Linked DNA regions of Homo sapiens: region 2 is linked to region 1. Evidence: read pairs that join two places in POLR2A ChIA-PET (ENCODE). Cell type or tissue: GM12878. All regions are shown on one strand.

What was found. Peaks named below come from ENCODE experiments on the same cell type or tissue, not always from the same donor. Only the 100,000 strongest peaks of a DNase experiment are listed, where the experiment ranks them.
Region 2: POLR2A ChIA-PET joins it to region 1 with 11 read pairs; 2 of 35 experiments call an interaction of 5 or more read pairs at or near these places.

What each region holds. Positions count from the first base shown.
Region 1 is chr6:149,051,267-149,059,266 of GRCh38, forward strand. All of the region lies in intron 7 of UST (uronyl 2-sulfotransferase), which reads left to right. Among named protein-coding and RNA genes, the nearest start is that of UST-AS2, 23 kb to the left of the region's middle. RefSeq lists an enhancer at 3,149-3,268. In GM12878, no CTCF peak of the experiment used is centred here; DNase peaks (open chromatin) are centred at 3,705 and 4,495; H3K4me3 peaks cover 1,226 bases; H3K27ac peaks cover 3,027 bases.
Region 2 is chr6:149,371,183-149,379,182 of GRCh38, forward strand. It overlaps TAB2 (TGF-beta activated kinase 1 (MAP3K7) binding protein 2), which reads left to right. Exons shown (of 7, transcript NM_001292034.3): 3 at 6,836-8,000. Among named protein-coding and RNA genes, the nearest start is that of SUMO4, 25 kb to the right of the region's middle. RefSeq lists an enhancer at 7,389-8,000. In GM12878, no CTCF peak of the experiment used is centred here; no DNase peak of the experiment used is centred here; H3K27ac peaks cover 298 bases.

The DNA.
Region 1 (8,000 bases):
TCAAGAGGAGAGAATTCCACAACAGCTTACAGCCACACACTGGTCATCCCTGTGAAAGATGCAGCTGACCAGACATGATGTAGAAAGTCAGGCAGGCCCTCTGAACCCCATGGGCGCCTCTGCCAAGTGGTGGCGAGCATTCTGGAAAAAGTGGAAAGGCCAATACAGAGAAGTGACGGGCCTGCAAATGGTCCTGATTTTTCTAACACCAATTCAGGGGCATCATTGGGTCTTTTGACCCAAGATCTTAAGTGGATCCTCTGTGCATTTCATTACTTAGTTAAATAGCATGTCATTCCGTAAGAAAGCAAACCTGAATTGGTTTTGCCTAAACTACATAGCCCAGGAAATTGAGCAGAGGATTGAATGGCACAGTTCCTGATCTCAGCAGGCTATGGTTTCCCCTTTGTATCTCCACTTTGTATCTGACTGCATTTTCTCTTTGCCCTAAACCATCCAGCTATTGCAGTGGCGATGGGGGGGTGTCTGACAAAACTTTACTTTTCTTCCTTTTTTATTAAAGTGTTTCAGATGCTGCAGTCATGAATGATTTTTGAATGTTTATTATTTACCTAATACAGGCAAGAAGATATAGTAGAAGATAAAAAATGAATAGAAAAGAGATAGTACTACCCAAATGGAACTCTATTAGGGAGGGGAAAATATGTGAAACATCCAAAATATATTTTTGACATTTTTACAGAATTAAATAATTATAGATTATACGGTATTCATGATCAAGAAGTGCTTTGGAATTTTATGCACCTAATGAATGTATAGGTGGGGAAAGTTGATCTATAAATGCACATGTATACTGTAAGGGATATGAATCTTTACTTTCACTGAACCACCAGACCTTAAAATTTTATAGGAGCAGAGCATCTCAAAGTCTTGATGTCTGTAATTTCATAAAGTATCATTAACACATTAAGTTTCAACTAAATTGAAATTAATTGTTTCATTTGGGGAGATTAGCATTTTTCTATTTCAGTGGCAGAATACTGATGTTTCAAGGGAATATATTTTGAGGATAACAGTCATAATATTAATAGTTGTTGTTATTATATTTAACACTCATTGGGAGCTTCTTGTGTCTCAGGAATCTTGTTAAGTCCTTTAGATGTACTATTTCATTTAATCCTAAGAACAACCCTGTGAGGAAGATACTATTATTATGTCCATTGTACAGATAAGGAAACCACCAACTTAGAGATGATTCATAACGCTTCTATGTTACTGAGCTGGTCGCTAGCAGCACTCAAGTGATTGAACATTCAACCCAGGCCCAGGTGACTTGCAACCCCGTGCTCGTAAGCTCTTAACTGGTCTCTCTCTCTCTCTCTCTCTCTGAAAAGGGCAAAATCTAAAACATGATTATCTGAGGGAGATGGGGTAGCTAGAAAAGTAGGATTCTATGAAATGTTATTCTGCTGAATTCTCAAGAACACAGTGTTTCTGGAAAGCTTAGTGGTTCTGTTGAGGTGATGTTCATTGATATTCTAAATGTGTTACTTTGTTTTATTTTTTTGTTGGTGGGGGAAGACTTTACTAGTTGGAATTACTAAAATCGCTTTAATAAAGTGCTTGCAAAGACTCAATCTGGTTAACAGTAAAGCCATTTGTTTCAGTCATGTCAGCAACTTTGGTTTTCATAAGGGTTTTAATGAATCGGAGAGTGGAATTTAAGAAAGCAAACAATCCAAGGAATACTCCTTATTTTTCTAAAATAGCAAAGCAAAAATGGGAACCCTTTCCAGTTTAGTTACAGCAAGTATCTATTGGAGTTTTAGAAATTCTTAGAGTACATCATTTATCATATAGAACAAAACTTGATTAATGAACACTTTTTAAAAGTCTTTTTAGGGTCCTATTATTATTTTAGTTGTTTAGATATAAAAATATTTTATGACATATTCACTGTTAAATTTATAGTGAATTGACATTCAGTGACATTTGTTTTTAAAGTTGTTTATTGAAATATGTAGTCTACCAGAAATAAGTACGGTTACCAACTACTGAAATCAATTTAATAGTAATTTGGTCTTGTTAGTCTGTTAAAAAGAATTATTGGCCTTCAGATATTTCCACAAAGCCCTTTGTTACTCATGAATCCCATCAAGATGCTATGAATAAAGACTGTGAATATCAATAAGTTTGAAAACATTCCATGCTCATGTTCAGGGTCATATTTTTCCCTGTCTTCTATGTTCCTCTTTGTGGCTATAAACCCAAACTTATGTGTTGTGTGTTTTTTCTATGACAATTATGGATATGACTTATTTACTATATGCTCTATGAGGTATAACCTAATGTCAACTGACTTCAACTATGTTTGCCATACTTCCAAAAAAATAGCCACTCATGTATCTGTCTGATCAGGAGGTGAACCGATGGTGCTGTATGAAATTGAGAACTAATTATCTCATAAACATTCTAAGTGGATATAAGGAATTATGTGCTCAGTTGCAACCACTAATTTATCGAAGCACCGGGTCTAAATACCTCAGGGAATGCACAGAAGCCTGATGGTTGAAAAGCCTTCAAAGCATTCTCTCAGCTAAAAAGTACAAGAATTGGGGCTCATATCTAGTGCCTTTTTGGACAGTTGGTCACAGAAGCTTAGAAACATTGGCACAAGTATTGTCAGGTGGAGCCTGGCCGTGACCTCTGTGAAATGGCTGTCATGAGCTTGGCAGGGTGGGAATAATGGCTCTCCTGCCACCATCTGTCACCCCTGTCCAAGACACCAGCACAATTTGAGAGCAGCTGTGGTTCCCTACCCTATTCTCACCCCATCCCCCCATGCCCAGCAGCTCCCTCCCTGGGACTTTGGACCTCGTGGGAAAAAAATGGAGAAGGAGGGAAAGAAAAGTACTTGAGGGTTTTGTAAATGTTCAGAAAGGGAGGGGGGTGCGGTAGAATTAAATCTACCCAAAGAAGAGCCAAAGAGCTTTCACTTGCTTTCCCTTCTAGCCAACCAGTAACCAGTAGGCCTTCATTTTATTGTCACATGTAAAACTCAAGAAGTGATGAGTAAGTAGCATTCAATTAGAATTTAATCTTTTTTGGTAGAAATGGTGTAAAAGTTTTCAATGAGGATATGCTGATTCCTGGTTGCATGTTCCACAGCCTTTGATGTTCAACCACATCATCTTGCACTTATAGCTAAAAGGTGTCAGACACCTAACATTGTCTTAGCAATCTTCTGTGGTTCCAGATACTGTGTGCATCTTACAGGCTGGAGTTGGGGGACACCGATGCTTAATGGGAAAACTAATGACTTTATACAGATCTTATAAAACTCTGCTATTGTCGGGGGGCAGGCATTTAGTAGATTAAGTTTGTAATCTAAGAGAGGAAACTGGGCAGGAAAGACAAGAGTGAGGTGAAGCACCACCGTGGACCAGAAAAAGGCTTGAAATTAGAAGCCTTTGGCAAAAGTGTGAAACTTTGCCACTTTACATTGTTCAGTGGGTCAGAAATTGTCAAAGATTTTCTTTTTTCTCCAAAGAGAAATGACGAGGAAGGAGAGACATTTTTTATTTGTTCTGGGTGTTTGTTTATTGTTTGTTTTGGACAAGGTCTCACTCTGTTGCCCAGACTGGAGTACAGTGGTGCAGTCACAGCTCACTGCAGCCTAGACCTCCCCGGCTCAAGCAATCTGAAAGAGAGACATTTCAAAATTGAACCTAAGACTCATGGTTTATCGCATGAGAACCCACAGCTCTCACAGAAACTCAAGAAATGTCTTAGTGAGGGGACTCAATCCTTTACACTTCGAGCTGAAAGGACGGCAGTCAGCCCAGCCAGGAGGTTACCTCAGCATAGACCAAGTAAATAAATCATTTGGTAGAAGCCATTTGAGAGTAAAGGTTACTAGAAAGTCATAAATCAACCAGCAAGTCGATGTATGGTTTTGCTAGAATGTAGGAGCAATTAGAAATTTTTAGAAATATTTCTTTAACTGTGCGTGACTTGAGGAAGAGGACTATGACCTAACTAACCAGTTACTATTATTATATCAAAATGAGATTTTAAAAAATACAGTATGGATTTAATGCCGGTTCACTTATTCAGTTTTATGCAGTTAAGTTGTTGTTTTTAGAACATTATGAAATTTCATTTCATGCCCCAATAAAACTAAACTAAAATGGAATGGGTTACAGCTTTTCCATTTGTTGACTTTTCTCTTTCAAACATCTTTGATTTTCCATTCATTGAACACACTTTTTAAGAATGCTTTGAATGTCATTCAAGTTACCCGTTTCTCCTGTCCCCTCCCCCACCTGTCTCTAATGCAGTTTCCAAAGTGAACCAATCCTAACGGAACCTAATGATACCTTTGAGCACGTTTCTTAGTAACACTAGCACCTCTTTCTTACCTGCTTCTAATTCACATAATGGCCTTTCTAGCATTGGCTGATTGTTTCTTTTTCATTTCCCCTTTATCACTCCCACCCATGTCTTATCAAAGGGGAAGGCTGGTGGTTAATGGTCAGTGCATTGCACCACAATTTCATGCTTGTGCTGCATCAAAAGTCTAACCTGACAATCAGTCCCTTCTCTTCCATCTGACATCAGAAGCTTCTGCAGTTTCTCACAGCCATTGGCCATGAAAGTTCAGCTCAAGAAGTCATCGCAACTACCTTCATTTATAGCCTGTTGTTGACCTAAAACCTAATGCATGTCAGTGCTCTTCTCTGTTTCTTCTCTCATGTCAGAAAAATTAAAATGTTTTAATTTTTTTCCCAGGCTGCATTTGCAAGTTTTAATATGTCTATAACATTTTTATAGTATATCAGTATCCATATCAAACATTTAACTCTGTTACTCTGCTTTTCTTTTCTTTTCTTTTTTTTTTTTTTTTTTTTTTTTTTGAAATGGGGTCTCGCTATGTCGCTGCAGTGCGGTGGCGTTAGCTCACTGCAACCTCTGCCTCCCGGGTTCAAGCGACTCTCAGCCTCCTGAGTGGCTGGGATTACAGGCATGCACCACCATGCCCAGCTAATTTTTGCATTTTTAGTGGACACGAGGTTTTGCCATGTTGGCCAAGCTGGTCTCAAATTCCTGACCTCAAGTGATCCACCACCTTGGCCTCTCAAAGTGCTGGGATTACAGGCCTAAGCCACCGCACCCGGCCTACCCCTGCTTTTCAAAGTCATAGCCATGATACCCAGGGATTTTTCCCTCACATGGTCCTGGTGTCTACTGACATTAGCTTATCAATTTCAAACTTTCCTTAAGCAAAACAAATGGGCCTCCTATACAAATGGGAAGGTTGCAGTTTCATCTCATTTTTTCTTAGAGTTTTGCCTGGTTAAAGCAATTTGGATGTTTTTAGATATTCACACTGTCTTATTTAGTGTGCAGTTGCAAATCTGATTTTTAACAGGGAGAGAAGGAAGAGGTAGGGCTGTTAATTTGCATTCCCCTAAGACTGAGTACTACCAGTGGGCTACAGGTTGCCCAGATAAAGTACATTTAATTTTAAAGTAACATTGCAAACTCTCCCAGTAGAATTGACAGCATCCTTGGAACTTCATTTCACACTTTCCTGACTTGGGAATGGTTATTTTGAGTAGCACCTCCTATTAACCTAACTTCTTAATGCCTGGACAGAAGGTTAAATATCTCACTTATCTACATGTTCGGCCTCCATGAACAGCTGCTTCATTCACAGCCCTTCAAGGGTTTATCAAAATTTCCCCATGTTTAACATTCCAGAGAGAACATCCAGGTTGTTGGCTCTTGAGACTCACCATTGGTTCACTCACTGAGGCTGATGATTGTGACTAATATAATCTTAAAACAAAAAATGCAATAGGATACATTCTGTTAAAGAAAATGCATTTTGAATTAACTATAAAAATACAAAGTTCTGTGATAGCCCTATCTGAGTACCCAGTTCATAGAATCCAAAAATGAGAAAAGATTTCGTCTCCGTGATTGTAGTCATCATGTGGTGTAATTTGCTAAGAATTTCAAGTGCACTAAATGTTTTACGAGCAACCATACTCCCATATTAAGGGCACTGCTGTACTCCTTTACATTCTCAGAGTCAGGAGATGCAGGATTTTCAAAAGGCCCTGTGCATTTTGAAACTTTAGCAAGGTAGGTGATAGATTGATTTCATGTAACAATAAAATAAATGTCTTAAAGTTTCAGGATCTCTGACAATAGAAGATAAGTGGTATCTTAGAGTTGGCAGAATTGAAGACCTTATCAGCTATAAGAAGAAAAGTTACTGCTCAATATCTGAAGCTGCCATTGACCTTAGGGAAACAAGCAAAAAGGCACATGATCGCTTATGAACAAGGATGTGCATCTGATATTATTGAGTCATAGAAACAGAAAACCCAATCATCTAACAGTAGCAGATGGTTATATGACCTTTAAGGCATCTATAAAATGGAGCATATAAAAACACATTGCAAAATGTAATTGGTAATAATTAAAGATATAGGAGAAATGGTCATGGTTAGTTAAATTTTAAAGATGATAAAACTAAATAAACAATATAGCACAGATGTGTTTTACAATGAATAGGCATAAATAAGAAAAAGACTAGAAGGAAATGTACTACTACAGTAATAACTGTGGCTTGATTAAAAGTTATTTTATATTCTTGTTTTCCTAAGTTTCCTAAAAACTTTACTATGTATTTGCATATGTGTATATGTACATATAGGTAAGTATATACATATATCTGCACATCATGTATACATGTACATAGTATGTTTATATGGGTACATCACAATCAGAAAAATAAATGTTTATGTTTTAAATTATTTTTCTCCAAGAAATAAGGTTTAAAGCTCAAAGCTTATAAACTTCCCAAGGGCTTTCTGATGATCCTGTGTGGATCTAGATAGTAGCTTGATCTGTACGAAACCCCAGAGAAGAAAAAGTAATAGACCAACATGAAAAAATGAGACAAAGAACTGTCCTGTGGTCATATCACCATCTGTGGAGTGCCCAGAGTGACGGTGTCAGCAACTGGCTTTAACATCATCAGGGCTAGATGTAGGTAATGAAGTGTGATTTCAGGAGAGGGCCTCCTCCCTGCCAAAGGAGGAGCATGTGTGTGTGTGTGTGTGTGTGTGTGTGTGTGTGTGTGTGTGTATGTGCGCGCGCGTGTGTCTGTGTGTAAGAGAGGGAGAGAGAGAAGTACCCTAGGCCTGCAAATGCCACACAGACTATGAGGAGTAGAGAAAAAGAATCCTGTCCATAAAGCAAAAGCAGAGCTTATGAAATTGTCAGATACCAAAAGAATTTAGAACTGCTGCAATAGTATTTCTCTTGATCTTCTTTATCCAGATGAAAAACCAGTTTGATCAGGATATCCTTATCAGTCACTGGGTCTGGCCTTCATAATACGATTTCAAATAAAGTAACAAACGTAATAAAAACACATTTCTCAATACTTATATCAAATTAAAAGTATATTTTAAGAAAGAGATACATTTTGTTGATAAAGACATAGTAATTCTCCCAATAAGTTTTTTTTAGAAGTAGATATTTTTAAACAGAAATATCTGCTTCAATTGTTGTTGTGAAAATAAATCCTTCTTTTATTGCCATCCTCATATATAAGCCGGTATTTTAGTGGTAAAAACTGTGCTGAGGAAAACACACACGTAGCACATACTTTCAAACAAATTTTACCGTAGCACATACTTTCAAACAAATATGTATTTACCGTAGCACATACTTTCAAACAAATATGTCAGCTTTTTAATGGTCTGGGCCATGATGCCGAACTTGGGGAGAAAAGAAACATAGCAACTTGCCCTTCATTCGGTAAATACAGGCAGCAGGGAAAGCCAGGAAGCCAGAGCTGCTGACTTAGGGGGGTGGTTGTGGAGGGAACTGAAGCCACCCCAGGACTCATTACCCTCAGCGTGTGTGTCTGGGCCAGGAGGAGTTGAGCTTGGCCATCTCCTCCAGCCCTGTCATGTTCAAGTCTAGGCATTAGGATCTGAGGGTGAGGTTGGGAGGCT
Region 2 (8,000 bases), 320 kb after region 1:
AATGACTACATTTTGTTCACACCCTTATCACCATTATCACCTTTTAATTGGTCTACCTGCCTTTACCTAACCCAGTTTTGGTCTCTCCAATCTATCCTCTTCTGCCAGAGTGCAGAGCTGTTCACACACTTAAAACCTGTTGATTGTTCCCTGTGCCCTTCTGAATGAAGCTCATATAGCTTGACTAGGGCATACAAGGTCTGTGATCTGGAATCCTGGCTGTTTCTACACCCTGATCTTTGTCCAGTCCTTCCTGTTCATACCCTATGTTCTGGTCATCCTGAGCTGCATGGAATTCTCCCACCAGCAATGCCTTTTCTTATAGTATAATGGTTAAGAGCATATCTTTTGGTGATAAACCAAACTGAGTTCAAGTTTTGACAGTTGCTAGCAGTAACTTAATTAACTTCTCTGACCCTCATTTTCTGACTTTCATTTCCTCCACTGTACAGTGGGAATAAAAAAAACTACACAGAGAGTTAAATTTGACAATGTAGATAAAACAACCAGTAGGGTAACTGATTCATAGTGAGTATTCAATAAATGTTAGCAGCCAATACTAAAAGGAATAACAACAGCAGAAAGCCCATAAGGTATATTTGGTAAATGAATCAGTGGTTTACATTTGTTAATATAAAATGTGAAAAAAAAATGAGAGAATAAAAACATGTAATAAAGATGGAGTCAGAAGTTAAAAGAAAGTGTGGGAAAGGAGCGGAGATAGTGGGGAAAAATAGTCTCCCCCCTAGAACCCAAGTAACTTCTCCCTAACTTTTCAAGTAAAAGAGAATTTTGTGGTAAAATAAAGCTATGCTGTTCAGTAGGTTATTAAAAAACTAACAGAAAGATACTGTAAGTTCTTTGATAAATTTCTGTAGACTTCGTATTGAAAGAACTGTCCAGAGCATTTCCCTACATATAGTACAGGTATAGAGATTTTGAAATACCGTAACTGGGAGTAAAACATAGAGCCTTTTGTAGAATTACTTTAAAATATTTTCAAAAAAAAAATAGAGCACTCTAATGTACTCTTACAGTATAATCTCTGGTATGTGTTAAGAAAAACAAGATGCAGAGCAGAGTATATAGACAGAGCAAGACAAATAAATATTTACACATCCATGTATTTGTCTCTGTTTGCATAAAGAAATACTGGAAGAATTAAAAACAAAATTAATAAAAGATGTTTATCCATGGTAGGCCAGAGGGAACAGGCCTGATGGGACAGAGTTAGGACTCAGACTTCTCAACAGGTATCTTTTTTTTATTGTTTTAATCTGTGTTAATAAATTATCTATTTAAAAATAAAATAATTAAGCTTTAACCCAAAAATAAAAAATGAATGGTTTTCCGTTTCCTTTGGGCATCTAGTAATATCACCTTCCCTATGTTAATCTGGCTTTACAAAAGCAAACTCCTCTACTTAGCATGCTTCCCAACACCTGGTGTTAATGAAAATGAAATACTTTGCTTGCCTGAAACAGACCACACTTTTTAAAAGTGAGTTGATAATAATTTAGGGTATCCAGGTAATGTACTTTTTAGCTGATATAACAAGAAATCTGACAAGAAAGGAATAGGAAGAGCTCCTTCCTCTGTGGTTTCAGCTGGGGTGCAAGTTTTCCCAAATTTAGAGCAATATTTTTAAACGGGCAAATTAAGCTACCTCTAAATGACAGCGTCTCTTTTGGGGCTGCTCTTCCTTTCTCAGTTGGGTGGGTTTCTGTTCTTTTGACAGATCCTTCCTGCAGTATACTGGTTCAGAACTTTTTAAAATTAGTAAAGGATCATGCCATGCTACCAATTCTGTGTACCTGTTCTTTTTAAACATCTTGCTTGTCAGGGAGAGAACAAAAGTGTCTATCCTCTTTTCTCTTAAGTTTATCTGTTGCACAGTTCCCTCTTTTTGGAACTACTCATATCTTTTCCTTCTGCTGTGAATTCTGTAAGATAACTTATAACCAGCAGGTGTAATTTATATCTTTAAAGTTGATTTTTATATTTGGTAATTAAATCTGAAAACTTAGAAGAATGTGAAAATATTGCATAGTTTTCACTTTGGTTTTTTAACTTAATTTTTTACCGTTTTTAAATTCTCTTAACATGACGATTGAATCTGTAAGTTTAAAATTGGTATTTCTTTTCAAAGTACTGCATTAAGTATTTTTCATTCAGTATATGCAACACTTAATATTTAAGTGCCATGTACTTAGTGGAACCTTCTCAGATGACCTTCACCCATTGTCCTTATCCATATTTCTATGATAACACCTACCATACTGCATTTCATTTGTGTTCACATTATTCTCCTCCACTAGACTGAGATTCTTGCGATCAGCGATCATATTCCTTTCTCCTTGCTAATGAATGCTCAGTAAATGTTGGTTAAAGGAGTGAATGAATGCCATAGGGTATATATGCTTTGATACTATCTGTAATTTCTGTGTCTGTGCAGGAGTTTGGGGAAAAATGAAAGAGGAACTGGAATTAATGATTCAGACCTTTTTATAGCTTTGAGGAGAATGCAGATTTGTGGCTGTATACCAAAAAGCAGTGATTTTCCACCTTCTAAAAACTCATATCCCACCCCTTTTGATACACTTCAAGAGAGTCTTCTACCCTTTCTCACTAAAAGTAACCAGGGCTGCTTTGAGAAATGGCTGATTGCAAGTCTGGAGTAGATGTACATGATAAGCTAGAACATCTTGTCATATCAGAAAGCAGAGAAGCTTTGAAAAACTACTGGATTCATGTCGTATACCGAGGAGCCAACTTGAAGCTGTTCCCAGTAACTTGAAGAGGGGACATAATGACCAAAACTGATTGAAACACATCAAAATATTAAAGACACATGAGTTTATAATGATACTAAAAATAAATCATAGTCACCTTTGGAGGTTGCTAGGGACCAAATTTGTTACTCTGAAAACTAGTGAAAAGAATTTTTTTATCCTGCCTCTTCTGTGCAGAATGTAACCAAATAGTTGAAGAGAGCAAGCATTCAAGGAAGAATTGCTGCTAAGAATGAAGATGAAATCCATTTTATGTTTTTTGGAGACTGGGTCTCGCTCTCACCCAGGCTGGAATGCAGCAGTGGGATGATCATGGCTTACTGCAGCCTCAACCTCCTGGGTTCAAGTGCTCCTGCTACTTCAGCCTTCTGAGTAGCTGGGGCTGCAGGTGTCCTACTCTACCTGGCTAATTAAAAACAAGATTTTTTTTTAGAGACAGGGTCTCACTATGTTGCCCAGTCTGGTGTCAAACTCCTGGGCCCAGCGATCATCCCGCCTTGGCCTCCCAAAACGCTGGGATTACAGGGGTGAGCCACTGCGCCTGGCCAAAATCTTATAATTGGGACATTCCAGTATTACTGTTTAGCACCCCTAATGAAATAGTGTTTCTAAGCAGTGATCATCAATAGCTGCTAAAAATCATCAGTTGGATCAAGCTGACAACATCTGAATCTACCAGTTGGTTTTAAAATCACAAAAAGACAGGCAAACATTGCTGTGTCTCCTTGTATGATTTGACAGTGGATGTCTGTGATGGTCACCAAAAATTCAAACATGGACTTCATCACATCCCTAGATATAACTACTAGTTTACAATGAAATGCAGGGGAAATTGATTGACCACGGGGTGCAGTCCAGAATAGGGGAAATTCTACTACACAAATACCAAGTTTTCTCAACAAACAAATGGCTAGAAAAAATTTTAAAAGAGGGGAGGGGCTGGTTATTAGAAGAAACCTAAAAGGCTTATCAGCCAAATGAAATATGTAGGCCTTATTTAGATCCTGATTTAAACTAACTGTACAAAGACATTTTTATGCTTTAATTTAGTGCTATTTGAATATTAGGTGATGCTAAGAATTGATTATTTTAAGGTATGATCATGGCATTGTGGTTATGTTTTTAAGTCCTGTCTCTTACAGTACATATTGAAGTATTTACAAATCAAAACGAGATAATGTCTGAGACTTCATCTAGTTTGGTAGGGGGAGTAGCTGAGGCATATACATCAAACGAACAAAGATGGGTGATAAGTATGTGGGAGTTTATCATATTTCCTCTCTCTTTTATATATGTTTAAAATTTTCTAAAATAAAAATTTTAATAAAAAGTACATTTCCTTTTGTCCTAATGTAACCTTATAAAACCCCTGTAAGTTCTTTTATGTTTTGCTATTAAGAAAGTAATGTCTGTAGAGTGTAAATAATTTGAGTGCACATAAATTATGGCATAACTGAGCTAGAATATTGCTTTTTGATATGAACATATTGAATAATTACAGAGATTACAAAGGATTAAAGGAATTTTTGAGCGCTCAAGAGAATTAAAGAGGAAGGCTAAATATGAGTATCAAGCTTTTACAAAGGAAATGTGGAATTGGATTTGGTAGGGAATGTAAATTTTAAATTGAGAATGATGACAGAGAGGAGGTGAGAGGAAGATAAACTCTCTGAGCTTTGGCTTAGAAGGAAGAAGAATTTACTTGGAATGGCAATAAATTTAACTTAAAGCAAAAAGGGCCAATCAGGTTTGGCAAAAGATAAGATCTAATTATAATAGGAATCGTTGATAAAGATTGTGATCAGTTTTTCAACTTTATTTGAAAAATTAGTATGTATCAATTAAGAGTTATTAGTAGGATAAAAGGATTTTTCTACCATGAGAGGTTTAAGTTGTTGGTTTTAGGAAGGGGGAAGTCAAACCTTGCTCACTATCCTTTTATATTACCTGTTGAAACAATGTGAACTGTCATTTCCTTAACAAGGCATCAAGATGCCTTTTTAGTCCACTTCTTTCTTAATATGATTTTTATCTCATATCAAACTGCCTGTGGACATTTTAACTTGGTTATTCATCTTTCTTAAGTCTAAAACTCTCCTTTCTGTCAGGTTCTTAATCTTCCAGGCTTATTTGAATTGTTTCTCTCTTGTGGCCAAATTGTGTTGACAATTTATATTATTTTAAAATTTATTTCCATTATCAAACTCTCGTTACTTTGTGTCTTCTAACTGCTCATCTTGCCAAAGGTTTTTCATCTTTTTATTCATCTTAAGTATCAATAGACTTCTCTTCCCTGAATACCCTTTGTGTCTTTACTTCTCTGTTCATCCACTTTCAGTAGCTCTCCTCATTGCTTATAATACAGTCAAACTCTAGCGTGACTTATTTTTCAAAACTCCTTTGTTATTTAATTCCAATCTGCTTTTGCAACAATTTGTTCAACAACATTTTCAATACAAATATTTAGCTCCAGCCAGATCTGTTCCAGCCATCTTGTTTGGAACATGCTTTTACTTAACTCTCACCTTTATATTCTTCTTTACTCGTGCCATTCTCTTCACCAAGAATTGTTGTTGTTGTCGTTGTTGTTGTTCAAGTTCTACATATTCTATGAAAACCATCAGGCCATACCTTCCTCATTAACTCAGTCCTTTCTTCGGTAGCCTACAATATTAATTCTCTATTGAACTTCATTACCACTTAATATTTGGCATGTACTCATGTTACCTTTTCAGAAATCTGTGGTTTGTCTCCCTTTCTAGGGGAAAAGTTTGGTTTTATATGTCTTTGATTCTTCCACAGGCTCACAGTGCTATGCATATAGTATGTGTTTGGCAAACATTTTCGTGGATGATTTATGACTACTGGTTAGTTAGTATCTTTTGAGAATTCTTTAAAAACAATCTGAGGTTCCCCCCCCCCACTCTGGAGTAGATTTTTATGATGTTATCTAAAGGCAGAGATAGGAGCTAGTTCTTCTGGAGGCTACCTTGAGCCTCCAGAGAGAGAGGGATTACACAAGTTAAGAGGAAGCGTGTGAAGGATTGAGATGACTGGTATGAATTTCAGAACTTTAAATGCTACAAATGTAACTTATTTTTTTTTTTTTTTTTGAGACAGAGTCTCGCTCTGTCACCCAGGCTGGAGTGCAGTGGCGCAGTCTCGGCTCACTGCAAGCTCCGCCTCCCAGGTTCACGCCATTCTCCTGCCTCAGCCTCTCCGAGTAGCTGGGACTACAGGCGCCCGCCACCACGCCCGGCTAATTTTTTTTTATTTTTAGTAGAGACGGGATTTCACCGTGGTCTCGATCTCCTGACCTCGTGATCCACCCGCCTCGGCCTCCCAAAGTGCTGGGATTACAAGCGTAAAAACAATCTGAGGTTTTTTTCCCCCCCGCCACTCTGGAGTAGATTTTTATGATGTTATCTAAAGGCAGAGATAGGAGCTAGTTCTTCTGGAGGCTACCTTGAGCCTCCAGAGAGAGAGGGATTACACAAGTTAAGAGGAAGCGTGTGAAGGATTGAGATGACTGGTATGAATTTCAGAACTTTAAATGCTACAAATGTAACTTTTTAAACATTTATTAGTTTAAACAAATGTGTATAGCACTTGATACATTGTGCTATATATCAAACATTGATAGAATATTTTTCCATTTAGCTTTTTAAAAAATGTTTGATTATACAGTATTATATACTTAAGTTGAATGATTATATTTTGTTCAACATTAAAATTGCCTTTTTAATTAGGTTATAATTTTACTATATCTGTCTGAATCCATTTTACTCCTCGTATCCATTGTAGCTGCTAAAGTGGAACAATGATTTGATTCACTTTGTTAGTCAGAGAGAGCTTTTCCATTACATTAGTAGTGAGGATTTTTAATTCAATCATTTGCATAAAAAAACTTCTCAAATTTAAATATCCAAATATATGTTATAATTGTATTAGCCAGTCACTTGGTAATCATGTATTTGTAGAGATGCAAATATAAGCATTCGCTTCTGATTGTTAACATCAATCAATTTATTTTGTTTTCATAGAATAATAATAACCTGGATGCCTGCTGTGCTGTTCTCTCTCAGGAGAGTACAAGATATCTTTATGGTGAAGGAGACTTGAATTTTTCAGATGATTCTGGAATTTCTGGTCTACGCAATCACATGACTTCTCTCAACTTGGACTTGCAATCACAGAACATTTACCACCATGGAAGAGAAGGAAGTAGGATGAATGGAAGTAGGACTCTAACGCACAGCATTAGTGATGGACAACTTCAAGGTGGCCAGTCCAATAGTGAACTATTTCAGCAGGAGCCACAGACAGCACCAGCTCAAGTTCCTCAAGGCTTTAATGTTTTTGGAATGTCCAGTTCCTCTGGTGCTTCAAATTCAGCACCACATCTTGGATTTCACTTAGGCAGCAAAGGAACATCTAGCCTTTCTCAACAAACTCCCAGATTTAATCCCATTATGGTAACTTTAGCCCCAAATATCCAGACTGGTCGTAATACTCCTACATCTTTGCACATACATGGTGTACCTCCACCTGTACTTAACAGTCCACAGGGAAATTCTATCTATATTAGGCCTTACATTACAACTCCTGGTGGTACAACTCGACAGACACAACAGCATTCTGGCTGGGTATCTCAGTTTAATCCCATGAACCCTCAGCAAGTTTATCAGCCTTCACAGCCTGGTCCCTGGACTACTTGTCCTGCATCTAATCCTCTGTCACATACCTCATCTCAACAGCCAAATCAGCAAGGCCACCAGACCTCTCATGTCTACATGCCAATCAGTTCACCTACTACTTCACAACCACCAACCATTCATTCATCTGGTAGCTCACAGTCTTCTGCCCATAGCCAATATAACATTCAGAATATTTCAACAGGACCTCGAAAAAACCAGATTGAAATCAAACTTGAACCCCCACAAAGAAATAATTCTTCAAAACTGCGTTCTTCTGGACCTCGAACCTCCAGCACTTCCTCTTCAGTCAATAGCCAGACCTTAAACAGAAATCAGCCCACTGTTTACATAGCTGCCAGCCCCCCAAATACGGATGAGCTGATGTCCCGTAGTCAACCTAAGGTCTATATTTCAGCGAATGCTGCCACAGGAGATGAACAGGTCATGCGGAATCAGCCCACACTCTTCATATCCACAAACTCTGGAGCATCTGCTGCCTCCAGGAACATGT